Regions from separate parts of the Homo sapiens genome. Here region 1 is linked to region 2. Evidence: read pairs that join two places in POLR2A ChIA-PET (ENCODE). Cell type or tissue: PC-3. All regions are shown on one strand. Links, peaks and the distances in the headings refer to the core of each region. The heading gives the core; the rest is flanking DNA.

Region 1 (10,747 bases), core at 1,489-9,488, 140 kb before region 2:
AGTAACTGTGAAGGTCTGGACTAGGATGCTGGCAGTCAGGTGGGAGTATATTAAGAGGTATTTTAAAGGTGAGCTTAAGAAAGAGGGTGATGATGTAGTGAGCTCATGGAAGAGGAACGTGTGTCCTACTGGGAAGGAAATGGAGCTTGATACAGTTCAAATCTAGTTGGAGATGGTCATGAAGGCTGCCCACAGATGTTGGACTCAAGGATGAGAGAAGGTAGTTTTGTTTCGTTTCGTTTCGTTTTGTTCCATTTCATTTCATTTCATTTCGACAGAGTCTTGCTCTGTCATCCAGGCTAGAGTGCACTGGTGGGATCTCTGCTCACTGCAACCTCCGCCTCTTGGGTTCAAGTGATTCTCCTGCCTCAGCCTCCTGAGTAGCTGGGATTACAGGTGTGCACCACCACGCCTGGCTAATTTTTGTGTTTTTAGTAGACACAGGGTTTCACCATGTTGGCCAGACTGGTCTTGAACTCCTGACCTCAAGTGATCTGCCCACCTCGGCCTCCCAAAGTGCTGGCATTACAGGTATGAGCCACCGTCCCCCGCCAGGGGAAGGGAGTTTTAAATGAGGGAGCAAATTTGGGCTGACAGTTGAGATTTGAGAGTCAAAGCAAAGAAGTCATTGCTGGAGCCCTAGGAGAGGATAAAATGCTGAAGAAGGTGACCAACATGCTGTGACAGAGCTTGGGGGAATTCCGACATTTAAGGGTAGAGAAAGAAGAGGCATGAGAACAGGAAGAGGTTGCAGGAGTCAAAGAAGGGAAATTACTTCGTGCCATTGTAATGACAGAAAATGTTGTGGAAAAGGGTGCGTTTTACTTGTTAATCCCAATTCCACCTGCTTATGATTTCTCTGACCAAACCAATCCATACTAATCACATGGAGCTAATTTAAGGAAGAGTCTGGGTTCTGTAAGCAAGTGTCAAATTGTACAATTGTATTTCCTACCAAATACAAAGTGGCTAATAAAAGCTGTTACTGCTCTCTGTTCTAGGCACGTTACACAGATAAACTCAGTTTACCATTCAAACAAGCCTAGAAATGATTTTTACCGTTTTGCAAATGAAGAACAGAAAGGTTAAGAAACTTGCCCAAGGTCACGCAGCCATTTAGTGGCAAAAGCCAAGAGTCAAAGTCAGGCAATTTGATTCCAAGCTGTGTTTTTGGCCATTACACCATTCTCTCCTACATAATACCTCCATAAACAGTTGGACATACCTAGGCTCTTAGGAGGATGATTTCTGGTAGATTTTTCCTCTTGTACAAGCATTTCTCAATTTCTACATATTCTATCTTTAACATTTTCCACCAGATGCTTTTAGCTGATGAATTTCTAAGGTTGTTACCTTCACAGGAGCTTTCCTGGTCTCTTCATGTTCAGTGGAGGCAACCTTCTTTCCTTGGCACTGTTACGGGCATCAGAGCCCTGCCTAGATAAGCAAATGACACATGAAGTGTGCATTATACCCACCCTTTTATATCACAACACACCAGAGGCCCTGAGCTACTAAGTGCTTTTTAATCACCCCAGATTTGCAAGAGTATGTCCTAATGACACTTCCTAAAGGGCATCATTACTTCTATAAAAATGTTTTCTCATAAAATATTTGCTTTAAAAAATGCCTGATAAATTCTGTCTTGGGCAATTACACCAACTTTTCACACCCTTAGAACCTGTGTCAGCAAATTGGGTCTTGCTTTTTTAATAGTCCTTCATGACAGCTCATTACTGGCGAGTTCTGTTCAGTGTACATCTCCCTTGTCTGACCCTAATGTTTGGTCTCATGTTGACACACTAGTTGAACTAAGTAGCAGACAGTGGTCACAAGAATTATAACATGTTTGAGCTCATGGTTGCTTTTGGCATCTTTGAAAAGGGAAGTAAAAATGGCCGATTATAATAAGCTAAGAATGAGTCAGTGACGTTGTCTGTAAGGAGATGAAAAAGTGGGTGAGAGTCGCATTTTAAGACCTCCGAGAACACTGAGTTTTAAAATACCCGGAAGATTTGGGAAATACACAACATTTAATAACTGTGTATGTGTTGCAGGGTAGGGGGTGTGGGGATCAGTATATTCAATACTAGCCAAGTCAGGATGTTCCATGCTGTTTAAATAGTGAGCTAAGCATGTTAAGCATTTTTAAGCAACAGCATGCAAAGGAAAAGAAATGTAATAGTTAAATGAATAAGCAAATAAATGGGATCTATCAGGTATATTTTGTAACAGAAAGATTTATGAAGTTGAAGAAAGTGCAAATTATTTTAGCACTTTAATCAAATTGATTCTAATGATATAAAATAGTTGAGTATTTGTGGGATTAACCTCATTGTTTTGGTTTTTTGCAAAATGAATTTCCAGGTTTAGGCATATGGCAGAACATTTTTGGTTTATGATGATTCTTTCTTGTTAAGAATCAGAAGAACCTCCAAACAGCGCTATTTATTTTTGGGATGGAGATGTTATATAAAAGAATGAATACAATGGCGGAGAATCAAGGAAATGAGAAAATTAGAATAAGATTATGGGGCTATGTGTGCCACCTGCTGATGAAGCTGTGGAATGCTTTGGTTTTGAGACTATATTGGAATCTTTGAGCCAATCTTAAGGTTTTGTTTGTCCATACACCACAACCCACCCCCTTCTTATGATAAAATTAGTACCATATTGTCAATGGAGGTGATATTCCAAATATTTCAAAACCAGCATGACACAGGCCAGTCAGGATGGGCTAACCATGCAGTGAGAAGGGATTCCTGTAAACACTTGATACGTAATGGTCTTTCACCAGACGGTACTTGCCTTAACTGTCACCTGTTTCTGGTTCCTTCTGGTCAGGGTGGTCCTAGAACCATGAGCTGTGCTTCAGAGGGGAGAAGGTGATAGGCACTAGTTTTTCCCTCTGTCAAAAGATAACTGCACTTAAAGGTACTTTGTTAATTGAATTTGTCCCCCTGTAAACTAGATCACATTTTGTATTGGTGGCAAGGAAGCAGTGAAAAACAAGAGGAGAAAGAATGATTAGCCAGGGGTGAGAAGCTATGGTTCTTTCCTGTTCTTTACCACTTACTAGCTGAATGACTTTGATGAAAAACACCTTCTCTGAAACCAGTTTTCCTTTTCTGCATCAAAAACCTATAACAGAGTCGCTCCATGATACATTATGTGTGAAAGTGCCTTCTAATTCATTAAATTCTATGTAAACGTGGTACACTTGTATTACACCTTAGCAAAACTAATGTTTTAAAGAAACCCTGAAATAAGAATTATCATCTTAAGGGACTAGTCTGCCCTGAATCCAGCAAACCCATGTTTTCATGTATTGAGGTGTTTGTGTTTTTAAGAGGGGTAAACCTCTTGAACTAGCTCACTCACTCTTCTTCAGATCACATTGGGGCTTAATCAAATCTGTATTTTGTACAATTTTACCTGCCTTCTTTTTCCATAACCCCTACTTGGTGACCCTCACAGAGCATGTTGTAAAGTTTGAACTGTCTAGACAGCTGAGCCACCATAATTAACATGTTCATGACAGGTCCCAAAGACACATGCTTACATTGATCTGGTAGCCAAGAAATGTAGGTCACTCTGCCTTGTAGTAGCTCATGTTAGGAGCCTGTGGTCCACATTCCACCGGTTGCCTTGGCCATTTGAGACCTTCATCCTACAGATCGATACATTTTGAGATAGAAGGCTTGCATTGTTGGAAGGCATTTTACCAGTGCTAGAGTTCAGGATGGGAGGCTAAGCTTGCATTAGGCAAAGGGAGGACAAAGGGTTTAGGGCAAGAAGGTTGACCTGGGAGTGGCTCCCCAGGAAATCTCCAAGCATTAGCGAGGCCAGAAATGGAAGAAGATGGGAATACCTGGTGAATTCGTTCATTTTCTGGAAAAGAATTACTCCAGGAGGCTCCATTTCTGTAAGATTCCTGGGGCTGCACCTGGGCAGACTAATAGGATAGATATGGATTGGCAGCCACAGTATTCAAAGAGAGAAAAAACAATCCCCTAGTTTGGGCTCTCAGAAACCTTTCAAAGAGCTCCATGATGGGTTATTTCCCCTGCCAAAGAAATAGGACATTTTAGTAGTTCTGAAGACCTTTCTTGGGACCAGAGGATAGAGCTTTTAAAACAAAACAAAAAAAATAAGCATATTAGGAAAAGGGGAAAATATTTGATCATTTTAGTCATAAGGAAAAAGCAAATTGGATTTGAGTCTGCAAAATAGCAGAAGGCAAGAGATTCCTGTATGGTTTTGAGTTGTATTTGAATAGACTGGGCTGGGGTGGTGGTGTTCCACAGGCAAGATTCTACTAATAGTAATTGACAGCTGCGTATTCTGAGTGCCTGGATTTTAGGAAATATGTTAGATTTGGAGAAGAATCTTGGAAAGAGCTAACTGTAAGTATTTATCTCACTTTAGCTAGTAACTCAGTTCTCTAGTACTAAGGTATATTTCTATTTAAAGCAAAAAAATATCAAGGAGGCTAAACTATTTCTAGGGATAACCTAATAGAGATGAACATAATATGGGTTGAAATTCAAAGAAAGATTTATGCTAATCAGAACAATTATAAAAATTTGATTTTGCACTGCAGTCCATTTAATATAGTATTTTCTATTGATTAGTGGTTGCTTTAGCTAGACCATCCTTGGTAAAAGAATTCTGTTCTTTTCAAAAACCTTTAAAGTAGATGCTTATGATATTCAGATGTTTTTCACACACAAATTATTTTTCTATTGGACTCAAAATACAAAGCATATGCATTTCAATAGCAGTGGATTGAAATTGTTTGAGTTCATATTGAATTTATGAATGAAGAAAAGAAAGTTTTACCACTAAATTTGGAATGTTGGAAGTTATTTTAAAAACCAGCTTGAAAGTTTTTTCACAGCCTGAAGAGTAGAGAATAAAACTGTATGAATAATTCATAAAGTCCTAGAAATATTAATCAAGTAGTTTAGACAGTGATATATCTTTTCATTTTGACTAATTGATTTTTTTTTTCTTAAACTTCCTGGCCAACTGTCTAATTTTTTGTCCTGAATGTTTATGTTAACTCCTGTGGGAGAATTCTGGATTTTGATTAAAATTCCCTACCAAATGTTAGTTCGTATTGACTATATGGCGAGCAGGCTGCTGCTGGCAGATGAGGAGGTGTGCTCCGCCTTCTTATCACTTTGTGAATGGATTGTGAAGGGTTTGTTAATTTGCTCTTCACTCCATTGGAGCAGATACTCACAAATATCTGCTATGTCGCAAGACCGTTTTATTTGCATAATGAGAAGAATGGTTTGGGGGATGGTTGTTTGGGAAATAGTATAATAAAGTATATTAAAAATAGAAATACTTGGCCTTGTTTGCCTTTATTTCTGGTATCTTTAGAAACAGTCTTGACTGTGTTGCTTTCCAGCCAAGTCCTTTTTTGGAAGGGTGATTAAAGGGGCTGGGACTCCATCTGCCTGATTGTCTGCCTAGCCCTAACCCTTTCTTGTATTCCCTCTATAAACAGACACTGCCTTAACTCTCATAGGTTCAGGAAGTACCAAAGAGGTCTCTGTCCTAGAGCTGCTTCCCCGCTATAGGCAGAACTGTGATTCTTTCCTCAATCCCAAATATAAACGGCCCTCCCTCTTTTTCTTTCCTTTTTTTTTTTTTTTTTTTTGGTTGTTGTTTAAAGAACATAGTACATGACCCATGCATTTCTTCCTAAAGTAAGAGTGTAAGCATTTCACTTGCATTTCCCATTAAATGAGACATATAAAGGACACTGACTTGATGCTGAGAAGGAAAGGGGCTGATGGTGGCTGAACTGACTGGATACATCGCCTTTTGCCTTAAACAGAATGCACTGTTCAGTGCTTAGCGTTAGATTTATGGAATGGCTCCTCACACAGTGTCGTCCCTGCTTTGTACAATTTGGTGCTTTGTTGCTATCGAAACGGCATTACTTTCTAAGCCATTGTGATTGTGAAGGGGGAGGAGGCTGTGGCAGGCAGGGGTGGTAGTAGTAGTGAATGACACAGATTTGCCAGATGACATGTAGCGGACCTCTGCATCAGCCAAGAGGAATTAAGCTTTGTCACTCCCCACTGGGACTACCTTTCTCCTGGTATGTGCGCAAGGAATTCATATGCTGCTGCTGCTGCAGCCACCAGAGCAGAGAGCCTTGAGTACACTTTGCCACAGAAAGCAGTGAGCAAGAATGATAGCTGTCTCTTTTAAATGCCGTTGTCAAATTCTGAGGCGACTTACTAAAGGTATCGTGCTTTCCTTGTTATTCCCTCAGCGAGTCTGTTGCAGTATCCTATAAACACAGTTTAATGGTTTTTACTTTCAAATATGACTGCCTTTGCAATTTATTGTCAGGCAACAAAGAACTCAGTGAAATATGTATAGATACATATGTACAGGTAGACTCGGCTTTGCTTTCTGTCCTTACATCTCGGTTGTGTTCGTGCTGAAATTATGAAAGCAGCTTGTGTGATTTTTTTTTTAATGACTTCATTCTTTGCTGAAAAGAGAATGTGTTTGGGTCCGGTGCTGAAGTTATTGTGGGAAACCGTCATTTTGCATGCTGATTAACTGGCCAAAAGGAGTCAAGTGTGTGTTACTGTCCTTTCTATGATACATATACTAAATGCAGCTGGCAGATTCAGGACTCGCACAGCTGGTGGATCCACAGAATAATTGTTTGTTCTATGACTTTCCAACATCTTAAGAGCTTTTTCCCTGGACAGCTTTAATTTCTTTATGTGTTAGAATTGCATGTTCAGAAAAGTATGTAATTCCAAATGCTTTGGTCCTATGTAATACTAGAAGTTTATTTGAAAGTAAAAATCATTGCTCGGAATCTTATCATCAAGAATTACCAGCTTCAGATTGTCACTCTTAGAACTCTAAAATAGTAATTAAATTTCTCTGTAATATTTAAGGTATTATTTTATTTGAAACCATTCTGGATGTGCCATCTCGTTTACTTTGTGAGCATTCTATTGCAAAGTTAGTAAATGGATGCCTTAAAAATCCTGCCTTGTGTCCATATAGATATGTGAGCTCTCTTGCCTTATTTCCTTTAGATAGAACCTTCCTTAGAGAAAATTTATTATTTAAAAAAAAACTTCATTCTGAGTAAAAGTATTTAGTTGCAAATGCCTTTCTTTTTCAGCCTGTAATATAGAGTACTGTTGAGTAATTAATGGATATAATTATGTTCTAGAAGCTCTGAACCTATAAATATGTTAATGGATGCTATTTCTGTCAGTTTAGCTTGACATATCAGAATTCTTTGATCACCAGCAGTGCAGCTAAAAATGCAATTAATATTTTATCTGGCAGAAGAATGAGCACAAAGCAAATCATGAGAAATAGATCTTGAGTCAATAACAGGAAAGAGAATAAATACTGTAGACCAACTTACCGAATGCATTTGCAAGTTGTTTGGATAGCAGAGTGAGTCCTTTAAAAGGTACTTTGGGGGAAATGTAGGGAAGATTATACATTTTAAATTAGGCTATTAGCAGGAGGCTGTAAATTCTGTTTTGACTTTATCCTCTACAATTGGTACAGACGTACAATTTCTGTTTATAAATCATGACTAAGAGACTATCCTTTCTGTTACGGTTTTGGCTGAGACTTTTAAAGGCAGGCCCTTATTCTGAAAAGTTCTTTTCTGACCTGATTTTGGCATTTACTTATCTTGATGTTGAGAAGTTGATGGTCTTCTTACATCATAAACATGAAACAATCAGTATTTTCTATTCATCTGTATCAGTTCTTTTATAAGTACTACATACAAGGAAGAGAGTGAACCCAAGCAATTTATAGTTCTTACAAATATTTTTAACTTTCTCAGTTTTCTGAATTTTATGGAAGCATTGATCTCCTGCATTGAAAGGAGATTTAAGTGTTTACTAAGATAGTCGCTAAAAATCTAGATAATTGAGGAAAGTATTGATAACTGCTTTGGAGTTGCTACCTCACACTTTTTTCCAAAATCTTTATGTCTGCTCTATTTGGTATTTAACTTAAGACTGTCAGTTGATGATTAAAATAAAATCTCTTTGCAGAATCAATTTGCCATAATTGGGTTCTTCTTTGTGTTTAACTGGCTGTCCAAATACTTACAAGAATGCACCTGAGTAACACGGTACCTTGCCTTGCCATCTGCTTCAGTCTTGTCCAACAACGTTCAAGTTCCACCCATGCTTCTTGTTCCAAAGTGGATTCATTGAGTTCTAGCACCCCACCCATACTTGTGGTGCTGTTTTCTTAAGCTGTAATGATAAAACCAGGAAACATATGTAATTACAATATTAAAATGACCTTTCTTTTAGGGTCAGGAGTGTATTTGGGGACAGGGGTGGATATACACTTGAAGTTTCTTTCTTGTCCCATTCTCCCTACTCACACAACTCCCACACCCTCACCCTCAACTCCCAAACATACATATTTCTTTATACCCATTGAGGGCTCCACCTAACACTCACTCTTCCAGACATTTAGCACAAGGCATTACACTTAGTAGGCACTTCAAAACTGTTTGTTAAAATGAATTGGATTTGTCTAGTTGAAAGTAGTAGGGCATTTAAATCTTCTGTGAGCTCTTAGGAAATGCTTCAAGAGCTTTATTAGGCCTCTTGTGGCTAAAACCTTACCCAGATCTTAGCAGGGGGAAGTTTGCTTCATGACTCCAAAACTACCTTGCTATTTGTGGTTGATATCACCCACAAGAAAAAGCAATATGGCAATTGCAATTTCTTCTTAATTTTCTTAAGGAGAAAATGATGGAATAAAAGGGAAACAATTTTCTACAAACACCCACATTCTTGATATTTTTACTTGATTCTTACATTCTTCATATATCTAATACATACTTAACAAATATCGATTAAGTACCTACTATGTGCCAGACACTGACATTTTTGCACTTAGAATTCTGGGCTGGGACAATTTATAGGTGTAAAAAGCATTTTTAAAATGAATATATTATTGAACAATAAATATTTTTTCTTTAGGTCAGATGTAATTTTAAAAGATGTATAAAACATGTATTTCTAGACAAGTCCTTGGATCACTCCACATAGACACTGATCCACAGTATTATAGTAGAATATATTTCAGGTAAACTTAGCACTTCTCTGACTTGGGAATTGAGTCATTTTCTTATTAATGTTTCAAGCCACTGTTTCAATCATTTTGCCTTATCAGGTACCTACCAATGTAGAACAAGAGCAAGAAAATAACCTTTACCCAAAAGGCCCATGCCTGCCATTATGAGAGGAACTTTGGTTCATGAAAACACCAAGCACCGTCAAAAGCATTCCGTTTCCCATCTAATATTGAAATCTAAAGAAGCAATGCCGTTCTTTTCTTCCTCCAGAATGAGAGTCTACCAATTACCCAACCTTAGAGCCAAATCCCAAAATAACATTTTGTGAGGTTTCCAGAGACATCTGACAAAAGGGTTTTCTGGAGTGGGTAAATCTAGGCTTCTTGGCACCTACCTTCACAGCTGTTTACCTGGGACAGCCCTGGTTTCTCAGCTAGGGGCTACCATACCTCAGGGGAAGGGAGTATGTTCTCAGAGAAGGGGAGATATTTTCATGGCTCCCACAGACTTTGTTCTTTTTCTCTTGTCATGATTGTGTGATTACTTTTCCTTGAGACAGTTTGGCCTCATATGCAGAGAATCACTTTCTCTGGTGATATGGGATGTGACTCTGCTGCTTGCTCAGGTGCTGCCATTTTGAGCTCCGAGATCTGAACTTTCGTGCTCCACTGGCAATGGCATTTTTCTTTCACAAGCTTCACTCTGCCTACCAATGCCAACATCAGCCAATTAATATTTACTGACATTCCACAGGGAGCACGGCTCTGGGCACCTTTCATTGTTTTGCTGCCACCCACCCTCTCTCTCTGTCTTTTCTCTACTGGCTCAAAGCTCATGTCGGAAACCTTTGCCTTCACTTTAGTATAGACTTCAACATTTTTCATCATAGCTGGCCTACGTGTCATTTTATTTTCTACTTATCTTCACTTTCTCTCTCTTCCCAAATACACATATGGCCTAAAATAGAATTAACTCTCCCTGTCCCTTTCCCACTAACAAACTATAAGCAGCCCCGTTGACCTTCATCCCAATGGGGTGTCTAAGTGAGACATCTGTGGCTGGCAGGGAACTGCTCCCTGCTGTGCATTCTACTTTCTTTCTCTCTCCCTCTCTTCTTCCTGATTTCTCCTCCCAACCTCAGTATCTTTTCTCCTTTTCTGCTGTCTGGGCATGTATGGGTATTGCTCTCTCCACTGGCACTGAGCAAGATTAAAAGGCTGGGTTGTGATCACACTCACTCTCATTTTTTCAGTCATTGTTCCTTACACTTACCCCAATCATGGAATCATTATGCTTGAAAGGGAAGGTCAGACATTCGTCTAGGACTTGTTTCCAGAGAGAACTGAAACTCAACCATCTCAGACAACCAGTAATCTTATTCTCAATTCTCTCTGACAAGAACAATCTCACAGTTTGTCTGATAAACTTTTAATGGATTACTCAGGTGACGTCTAAATCCCTTTAAACTCTGACACTCATCCTGTGTTTAAAAGTTCTTCTATTTAGAAACTCATTTCCTAAGTGTAATCTTAATTAAAGAAACACATTTAAATGTTTTGTCTTAATGGAAGAGGAAAAATATTTCCCATCTTTTCTCATCTGCAGAATCTTTTAATCCAAGGAATTCTG
Region 2 (10,747 bases), core at 1,873-9,872:
TTTTTCTGTTGACTTATGCTATCCACTGGAATATTAGTTCTTAGATGGCAGGAATAGTATCCATTTTGTTCAGTGTTGTATCTCCAATGCCTCAAACACTGTCTGGCACATAGTAAGTGCTCAGTTCTTATTGAATGAATGAATGGGATGCCTTTTCATTTATTCTAATCTTATATCCTTCAGAAGCACTTTAAAGTTGTCTTCATATAGATGTTGCACAGTTTTGTTAAGTTTTTTCCAGGGATTTTACCTTTTGGCTATTGTAAATGGGGCCTTCTCTTCTATAATAACCTTTTACTGGCTGTTGTTTGTCTATATAAAGGATATAGTTTTCTGCATATTAATTGTATAACCATCTGTGTTTTTAAATATTCTTATTTGTTCGTAAGAACTTTTCATAATTCTCTTGTGTTTGCCAACCATCACTGTTACTTTTCTTAAAAATTTCTGGAGTTCAGTAATTAAAAAGATTGAATTACAAACACAAAGAAAAACAGCAAACAACTAAATTTCATTTCATCAGTGGGATTCTGTTCAGTTATGTTGAGTAAGTAATGGTATAGCTGTAAACCTATACCATTTATTTTCTAAGATAAATAAATATGGTGATTAAGGAAAAAGTCAAATTCAGAACCATTTCCTTCCTCACTAGTTAGACATCATCTGTTGCCTGTGCTGCTTGCTAATTGAAAGAGTGTACAGTGCTCCCTACAAGGTCCTCTTAATTGAGGGAGTGATATTTGCAATTTAAATCACAAAAGAAAGAAATCATCAGTACATATTGACTTGCCCAAGTTCCACTGTTTTACCACAGTGTTTGTTCAGTAAGCCTTGATATATAAGTGAACTCATGCAAATGAATGCATCTGTCTTCATTTCTTCTGTCTTCGTTAGATCACTATGCAAACATTAAACACCAAAAAGGGTATTAAATGATTAATTAGCCAAGTGGAGACTTCAGGTGAGCCAAAAGCAAACTCCAAAAGCAGGTTCCTTTCTCTCCTGACCACTTCTCTCCCACCCCCTACAGAAACATCCATAAAAGATTTAGTCAATTCTTCTGGGACCAGAGATACTTATTGGCAGTTACCATTCTTGCGATTCAGCAAATTTTCTTGCAAGTATGTTCTATCTTTACTCCTGAGTTTTGCCTAATTTATATTCCTTCTTTGGTCTGCTCTGCTCAGCTAACCCTGGTCGATAAGTACAGCAGATTGGCTAGAAGACAAAATTGTAAAATAGATGGTGCATTTGGAATCTCAGGCCTTCGCTCTACGTTGTTGCCTGGACCATCTTCTCTGTGGCTGCTTCCCTACAACTCATGCTGTATGGTACAGTGGTCTGTGACGTTGCCTCTTTGACTAGGCTGTGGCCCATCTTGAGGATAATGGCCTTTGCTTTTTCCATCTTTGAGTTTTATTGTCTGGCTCAGAGTAGGCATTCAATACGTGCTTGAATCAATGAATGCACAAATTACTCAATTAACTGGTGCAGGAATATTTTCTCAATTTCACATTATTAAAATTAGCTCTTAGGAAAACATTTGAAATGTTTTTAAATGATAGGGTAATTGACAAGTATCAGTTGAAAAAGTAGCCAGATCGATGAATTTATATTTTAATAATGATGAAATTAAACTAAAATAATTGAGCTTTTCTAGATTTTCAGGATTCAGCCGGAAGCCCAGGAAGCACCTGGGTTCCTTCTGGAGAAAATGACATTGTCTGCCTCCCATAAGGCTGTACCCGTGCATCCTATTTTATGCAGGAAGCATGTCCTTGAAAACTTGGAGTAGAAGGAAAATTTTTATGAATAGAAACTTACTTCTCACATGCCTGGTGTTAGTATTTTAGAGTTGCTTCTTCATGAAAATTGGATAGACCTTTAAGATAAGCACTTAAAAAAAACTATGCTTCCAACTCTACATGTAAAGTTCTATAATCAGATGTCTAAATATATAGGATACTCTGCATATTTAAAGAAGATGCAGAGAATCTTTTTGTTGGCAAAATTGTTGGGCACATTATATCTCTTTAATATGAACGGTCATCATCTATGTCATTTTGGTTACTTTAATTATTAACTTTATTTTAAAAAAATTTATACCTAGCCTTCTGCCAGCAAGGGTTTAGAGGGATTGTTTATTAAGGTGATGTCTTCAATATCAGTTGAATCTACGTATGTTTTCATGAGATTTCTGGGGTTTGCTTTGTTTTGTTTTAAGTAGCACAAGGGAAGTGCACACAGTGATAGAATTTTGTTACAGATGTTTCTGGTAAATGATGTAAAAGGTCCTGTACTTTCATGCACTTGACAAGAATTTTCATTCTTGAATTTCAATTTTTATTTGGTCTGTCATACAAAATGTAGTAGATGAAGCTGACATCATACACGCTCAGACTCCTCCTTGGCTTCTACTTTAAAAGACGATAATGACTTATGTATACAGTGTCATGAGACTGCCATGAAAAGGCAGGATTCCAGTGATGGTATGCTGGGATGTTAAAGTCACAGGAGCTGGCAAACTCAAAAGCCCTGCCTTGAAGGACATTCTCTAGGCTGCTGAGGAAATAAGTAGCCTGCCGTCCCCAGCCTTCTTCCCCCAAGTACTCTGTTCTCCTCACTAGATCAGTTGAGATACTGTTTCCTTACCTAATGTAATTTCATTTTTTCATTGGCTAGTAGGATAATGTACTAGCAGCAGCAATTTAAAAACCTTTATGATACACATTTATAAATATTTTCAACATTATAAATAACTGTAATTAGGGAAAGGGTTAAGGTGTGCAAATAATCTTTTTTTAAATTTCACTTTGAAAGAGCGAGTTTGTTTTTGCATTTTAATATGCGTCTTTGATGTTCTAGAAGTTCATTACCCCTGAAATGTGTAACTTAATTTAGGAGAAGTTGGAAAATTGGACAATTTCCCCATCCCTACCAAGAAAATATATTTGCAGATAGGGGAATAACATCACAGATAATTTTAAAACAGCATTTATCCTAATTAGCCTCTGGAAGGTAAATATTGACTCTACTCATTTTTATTTTTGAAGGGAAGGATATTCTTACAGTTTTCTTACCTTCTGCTCTGACTAAAATCAAAAGAGTTGAGTTCTATCTTGCTATATAGATATTATCCCCACAAGATCTGTGAAATTTTAAAATTTCGTAAGCAGAGAATGAAAGATTTATGTCAGTTACCTGGAAATTCTGAGGATCAATCCTGCCTTGCCATACTGTGACATATTCTGCAAGAATGACATGAATTGTTACATAAGCCATCATACTTTGTTTTTGAAAGACAAAGAAAGTAAAGTCAATAATATTTTTCTAGAACCTGTAGAAAGCACTCTTCTCCTTTCAGTTGGCTTCCTAACCTGAGACATACCATGAACTTGGAGTGTGCCACTGTGCTATATATGTTCGTATTATCATCTAAAATTCTGTTCTAATTCTGTACTTTACAATTTTTAATTGTTCCCATTGGAGTTACAAGGAGAGAAACCAGAGAATGTCACCTGAGAATGGCAGAAAATAAAGGGTGAATATTATTTGTACATAAGACAATTTGGACTATTGTCAACCTGGAGTGAATACCCCACCAGTGCCCATTTTCATAACCTCTAATAGAATATCTGCCTCAGCATTACCTGCATGCACATCTTTATGAAATATTCTTCAAATTACAATGGAAGGAGGCCATAAATATCTTTTCTCATAAAAGAAAAAGTGGAAAGAACTTCTGGGGAGGAGAAATGACATTGGTGATTCTACTCTCATTTTAATAAGGCAAATGCTTTTCTTTTAACAGAGGAATTCAAGGGCTCCACAGTCGTCGAGCTGATGAAGAAGGAAGGCACTACCCTGGGTCTGACGGTATCGGGAGGAATTGATAAGGATGGCAAGCCAAGAGTATCTAATCTGCGGCAAGGAGGAATTGCTGCTAGGTAACTGCCTCTTGGGGAAATCTACTGAAAGGAACACAGGGTGTAATTAATTCAAAAATTAAAGCTCCATCAAAAGTGGTCACTAATAAATAAATGACAGCTGCCATCTGCCAGGCAGCACAGGCCAGCAGAAGCACAGTGGGGCACGTTTCAGAAGCTGTTCCCCAGGTCTGCCCATGTGGCTGTTCTAGCCTAGGCTGCAGTCCCAGGGAGGTTCTTGTGTCATCTCAGGAGCTGCCAGGCCCTCACAAGATTTTAATTTCAAAAAGCCTATGTGAATCTTGTCTGCAAATGTGCCACTGAACAGCAGACAAGCTGCAGTGGGAAGGAGACACTCCAATCATCTAAATGTGAAACAGATGACCCATATAATGTGAATGGGGAAAAGTGCCAGAGAGGGGACATGGCTACCCTAGAAAGAATGGGAGACCTAACTCTGAGTTTTCAGTGAAAATTTTGTTTATCTCACATCCTCTCTCCTTTTCTACCTGTGAGATTTTAAAGAGTTGGTTTCCGAAAGGACAGAAGGCTTAGAGGAGGAGGTCTCACCTGTCTTTCTTTCCATGAACTGCAAATTCCACTAGTTATTGCCAAAGGCAGAATGTCCTGGATACTGGGCAGGGGTGGGCTTCCTTGAGATACATTCTAAATCTGCCTCAGAAAAAGGGGACAGAAGATCAGGTTTCATTAAAAATGAGGCCAGGCCGGGCAGTGACTCATGCCTGTAATCCCAGCACATTGGGAGGCCAAGGCAGGTGAATCACCTGAGGTCAGGAGTTCGAGACCAGCTTGACCAACATGGTGAAACCCATCTCTACTAAAAAAATTTAAAAAAAAAATTAAAAAAAAAAAGCCAGGTGTGATGGCACATGCCTGTAATCCCAGCTACTTGGGAGGCTGAGGCAGGAGAATCACTTGAATCCGCCCAGGAGGCGGAGGTTGCAGTGAACTAAGACTGTGCCATTGCACTCCAGCCTGGACAACAGCAGCGAAACTCCATCTCAAATAAATAAATAAATAAATAAGTAAAAATAAAAAATAAAAGTGAGGCCAAAGTACCTTAAATTCTGGCCACCAATATTCATATCCACATAATTCCAGGTTAAATCTGAGTTCTTGCCCCATAAAATGTCATCTGAAGTGGTGATTTCTGTGATTAATTTTAATGATCAACCTGTTTGTACAATTTATAAACTTAATCCAGTGGATTGCCTCCATGATCAGAAGTTATTGTTTGTAAGGGAGGCTGGTGTGGACACAAGCACCTCAATCTGCTTTCTTTAGGCTTTTAAGAAGCATCTTTCCACACCCACAACCTCCTTTATTTTATAACAATCATGGCCAGTTCATGATGCTAGGGGTTCATAAGTCTCCAGAGCTTCTTTATAGCTCTCCCTTAAGGCAAGTGTGAATGGAGGAAAGGGTAGCATTTTCAGTTGTATTAATTCTGTAATTAAAAGTATTACTGTGCCAGTTATATTGAGAATTAAAAATCACCAAATAGTCACTGTTAAAGGCACTACCATTTTGAAGGTAGTAAATCAGAATAATTAAAGATGAGATCCTTGCCCTAAAGGGGCTCACAATCTATTAGTGGAGATAAGGCATAAAAAACATGAAACATTTGGGAGTAAAAATGGCATTGCATGATAGCAAAAAGCAACAGCACAGAAGTTATTACAGAGCATTAGGCGGTTAAGTTGACATAAGTGTCAGGAAAGTGAGGTAAGGGCCATGCATGTACTGCAGACTGGAGCAGATTAGGAGGCTCTTTGAAGGAGGAATGATTGGAGCTGGATTTATATATAAAATAAATGCATTAGCTATTTCTGTTTTGGGAGAAAATGTTATTGAAGGTCCTTATCAGTGACATGAATTTTAACTCTTATTATTGGTCTTGCTACCTGCTCTTGGTTTAGAAACGGAGTTTGACTAAAGTCCAAGAGCAGCCAATATTCTGTTATGGTGGTATAGAGAGATAAGAATGTTACTGAAACCCAATATTTGCATTGTGATTTCTCCTTCACCAATACTCTTCTTATCAATCCTGCTGTAAGCAATAAATAGCAAAATAAGCTGACCCTTTCCTTAGTCCTGGACAAACTCCCAGTGAAGTTATTGAAAGAGGTGAAATGTACAAAAGGGAGGCAGCAAAAACAAGAGGGATTGAGAATAAAAAGACATGTGTTGTGTCTAGGATCTGGATCCCATCCCAGAGAACCAACTGGTTTAGGGCAAAGAACTGAAAAAAAAAAAAAAAAAAAAAAAAGCTTCTCTTGATTTTGTTTTATGGTGCTTTTAAAAATAAAACAGGCAAAAAGGAAAAAAATCAGAGATAGTGGCAGAATCAGAGCAGGACTTCCAAAGTATCACAGGCTGCATGAGTAAAAGGGATCCCTGGCTCTCATCTGACTTCAGCTGTACTCTTACCCTTAAGGGCCCACCGTCTCCTAGGAGGCAGGGACTTCTGCTGTCAGCCTTCTAGGCTTGCTTCTACACTTGCATGCTTACCATGAAGGGAAAGTGGAAATATAGTCAGACTGGCCTATGGAGAGGGTGGGTCTGTTGAAACAACATTGTCTATTTTGCAGAAGTGACCAGCTGGATGTGGGTGACTACATCAAAGCAGTGAATGGAATCAACCTGGCCAAATTCCGCCATGACGAGATCATCAGCTTGCTGAAGAATGTGGGAGAAAGAGTGGTTCTTGAAGTAGAGTACGAGCTTCCACCGGTCTGTAAGTACAGTAGCCCCCCTTATCCATAGGGGATACATTCCAAGACCCCCAGTGGATGCCTAAAACTGCTCATAATACCAAACCCTATATATATCAGGTTTTTTTCTATACATACATACTTATGATAAAGTTTAATTGATAAATTTGGCACAGTAAGACATTGACAACAATAACTGGCTGGGCGCGGTGGCTCACGTCTATAATCCTAGCACTTTGGGAGGCTGAGGCAGGAGGATTGCTTGAGCCCAGTGGTTCGAGACCAGCCTGGGCAACATGGCAAAGCCCCACCTCTACAAAAAATAGAAAAATTAGTCGGGCATGGTGGTGCACACCTGTAGTCCCAGTTACTCAGGAGGTTAAAGTGGGAGGATTGCTTGAGCCCAAGATGTTGAGGCTGCAGTGAGACATGATCACGCCACTGCCATCCAGCCTGGGGGACATAGCAAGGCCCTGTCTCAAAAAAACAAACACACACAACATTAATAAAATGGAATAATTATATCAATATGCCAATCTCACTACTCTTCTGCTTTCAGCCATTATTAAGTAAAATAAGGGTTCCTTGAACACAAGTACTGCAAGGGCTAGGCATGGTGGCATATGCCTGTAATCCCAGAACTTTGGAAGGCTGAGGCGGGAGGATCACTTGAAGCCAGGAGTTGAAGACCAGCCTGGGCAACAAAATGAGACCATGTTTCTACCAAAAAAAGATTAGTCGGGCATGGTGGCATATGCCTGTAGTCCCAGCTACTTGGGAGGCTGAGGCAGAAGGATTCCTTGAGCCCAGAAGGTCGAGGCTGCAGTGAGCTATGATTGTGTCATTGCACTCCAGCCTAGGTGACAGAGCAAAACCCTGTTTAAAAAAAAAAAAAAAAAAGTACAGCAAGAACACAACAGCCAATCTGATACCAAAGATGGCTGCAAAGTGACTAAGGCAGGTAGTGTAAACAGCGTGAATGTGCCAGACATCCAGATGGATAGAGCAGACAATGTGAGATTATCATCACACTACTCCTAACAGCACACAATTTAAAACAGGGATGGTTTATTTCTGGAATTGTCTACTTAATATTTTCAGACTGCAGTTAATTGGAGGTAACTGAAACCACAGAAAATAAAACTGCAGATAAGGAGGAATTGCTATAATCATAACGCAGAGGAAGAACAGCGGCACCAGTTTTTCCAAAGCAAAATCAGCTTCTGAATTTTTTCCCTTTGCCATCAATATCTCATTACAGGAATGGCAAAGCCAACTTTCTTAGTATTTAAAAATTATTTGAATTGGAAAACTTACAACCTACTCAGGAAGAATTTAAAAAGGCATCACTAACAATGAAATTATGAAGGGCCCATGTTCTGTTTGCCACCTAAGCCATTTTAATTCAACATGTTTGTAAGTTCTGTGCAATAAGTACCATCCAGGTTTTGTACTTAGTGACTAGGTTTAGGAAAAGCATATTTAGTATGTTTTATATTAGTTCTTTATGGATACATTAATTTCTTTTTTAATTTTTAATTTCTGTGGGTACATAGTAGGTATACATATATATATATATATGATATATCCATTTCTGAAGCATGAAAATAGCTTCAGAACACATATTGTCAAGTAGTAATAATAGTAATTATAACAGCAGTAGCCAACAGATTTTGATTGTACCAAATGTCTGGCATTACAAAGAACTTGACTTGCATTGAATTATTTAATCCTTTCCACAAGGAGTGTCAGCATAGCAGAGATGAACTTTAGTATCAAATAGACAGGTTCAAATCCCAGCTCCACATTTTACTAGCTACATGCCTTTGAGAAAGTTACTTACACTTTCTATGTCTTAGTTTCCACATCTGTAAAATGCGAATATTATTAGTTCCTACTCATAGATTTGTTATGAGGATTAATTAAGTTAGTATTTGGAAAACATTTAGAATAGTGCCTGGCACTATCAAAGTTTTCAATAAAAAGGCAATCAACACTACAAGATAGGCATTTTTTTTTCTCATTTTACAAAGCCTGGATTCAATATCTGAATCCAGGCTGCCAGACTCCAAAGTCCATATGCATATTCATTGTGAGGTATACTGATATATGACTGCTGCCCAGTGTTTATGCTGTTCTAGCACCACCTCTCCTATTATTAGCTATGAACATGGATGCTACCCTGAGATAGCTTTTTGCTCTTCCATACTAATGAGAACTCAGGTTGATTATGAAGAGTTGGTAGAATTCATTTGTTCAGCAATGACTTATTGAGCATTTACTATGTTCCAGCCACCACTATGTACTAGGAGCTTGGGGAACATGAGTAGAGTTTATATTGTAGCAGAAGACAGATAATAAAATAAAACCATAATAAATAATTATACAGTATGAATACTATGAATGCTATGCGAAAAAGCAGTGCAAGGAGAGGGATTGAGAGTGCTGGGATCAGGGTGGGAATACAATTGCAAATAGGGTGGTTAGGACAGCATCATTGAGAATGTGAGATTAGTCAATGACTTGTGAAGGAGGTGAGGGAGTTGGTTGTATGGATTTCTGGGGGAAAAGAGTTCCCGGAAGAATGAACAGTCATTGCTAAGACCAAAAGCCAGGAATATACTTACGGTTGTTATAGAAACATTAAGGAGGACAGTGTGGCTATAGCAGAATGAGCAGTAAGAGAATTAGGAAATGGGGTCAGAAATGTAAGGGGGTGGGGTATCACTATAGGCCACTGGGAGGACCTTAAGTTTTTCTCTGAATGATACAGGAAGTCACTATATGGTTTGGGGCAGAGGAGTGACATGATGTGATTTGTTTTCAGAGGCTCTCTGGCTGCTGTGTTGACAACAGACTGTAAGAGACCAGGGTAGAAGCTGGGAGATGAGCTGGAGGGCAGTTACAGTGATCCATGTGAGAGATGGCAGTGGAGACAGTGAAAAGCAGTCAGATTCCAGATCTGTTCTGAAGGGAGAGCCTACAGGATTACCTAATGGATTTGTGAGTTGTGCAGAAAAAGAGGAGTCAAAGTTAACCCCAAGGTTTTGAGCATGAGCAGCTGGAAGGACAGAGTATCCGTTAACAGGAATGGATAAGAATGTGGGCAGAGCTGATTTGTGAGGGAAAGATCAGCAGTTCATGGCTTGAAATACTACATTTGAGGTGCCTATTTGACATGCAAGAGGAAATGTCAAGACCTGAAGATATGATTTGGAGTTTGAGAGAAAGATCTGTACTGTAAATATACATTTGAGAGTAATGGGAATATAGATGGTGTTCGAAGCTTGGGGATCAGATTCCAGTACTCAGGAAACATGTGCATAATCAGTCACAAGTTCGTATTCTTCACATAAAGTCTAACACCAAAGATTTAGTAGTCATTTTGTAACAAAATCAATTTAAGACTATGTTCACAAACCTTGCTACAACATTTTTTCGTTTTCAGCAAGACTAGGCAATAAAATAGAGTGTAAAGGCTTAGACTGTGTCAGCAGTTACATGGCAGCTTTGCTCATTTCTGTCTTTGTGACCTTGGGCATGTTATTTAAATTCTCTGAGCCTTCAGTTTCTAATCTATAAAATAGCTATAGTAGTTGCAGGATTTTTGTAATGATTAAATGTTATAATCACATGATCATTATTGAGACCATTATCAAACACTTTGTAAGTAACTAATAACATTAGCCTTATTACCATTATTACATTATTATACTGAAAGTACTGTGTTTTTTTTTTTAACTTTAAATGAGTCAGTTTGCTTTGAAATTACTCTCTCAAACCATTGCCAAAGACATAAGAGAAACCAGTTATCTAGAGCTAATGCTCTTTGATTATACATCTGTATTCCTCTGGGGATATGAATATCAATAAAACACAACCCCTTCCTAAAAGAAACTCTAAGTATAGCTTTTAGGCAAAGGCTAATAGTGAAGATTTGTCCAGTGTTGTGGGTGATTCAGAGCTAGGCGTTTCCAGGAAGACTTAAAGGAGGTCATGCTAGCCAGGTGGGAAGAGGAATATTTCAGACAAAGGGTGCAGCGCGAAGGGAAGATGACAGCCCAGCCCACAGTTAAACTACAAACA

What was found. Peaks named below come from ENCODE experiments on the same cell type or tissue, not always from the same donor. Only the 100,000 strongest peaks of a DNase experiment are listed, where the experiment ranks them.
Region 1: POLR2A ChIA-PET joins it to region 2 with 12 read pairs; 3 of 35 experiments call an interaction of 5 or more read pairs at or near these places.

What each region holds. Positions count from the first base shown.
Region 1 is chr12:66,674,369-66,685,115 of GRCh38, reverse strand. It overlaps GRIP1 (glutamate receptor interacting protein 1), which reads left to right and starts at 6,040. Exons shown (of 25, transcript NM_001366722.1): 1 at 6,040-6,266. The coding sequence starts at 6,212. In PC-3, for the core only: no CTCF peak of the experiment used is centred there; a DNase peak (open chromatin) is centred at 6,105; H3K4me3 peaks cover 1,242 bases.
Region 2 is chr12:66,535,015-66,545,761 of GRCh38, reverse strand. It overlaps GRIP1 (glutamate receptor interacting protein 1), which reads left to right. Exons shown (of 25, transcript NM_001366722.1): 3 at 3,812-3,947; 4 at 6,539-6,684. Among named protein-coding and RNA genes, the nearest start is that of GRIP1, 140 kb to the left of the region's middle. In PC-3, for the core only: no CTCF peak of the experiment used is centred there; no DNase peak of the experiment used is centred there.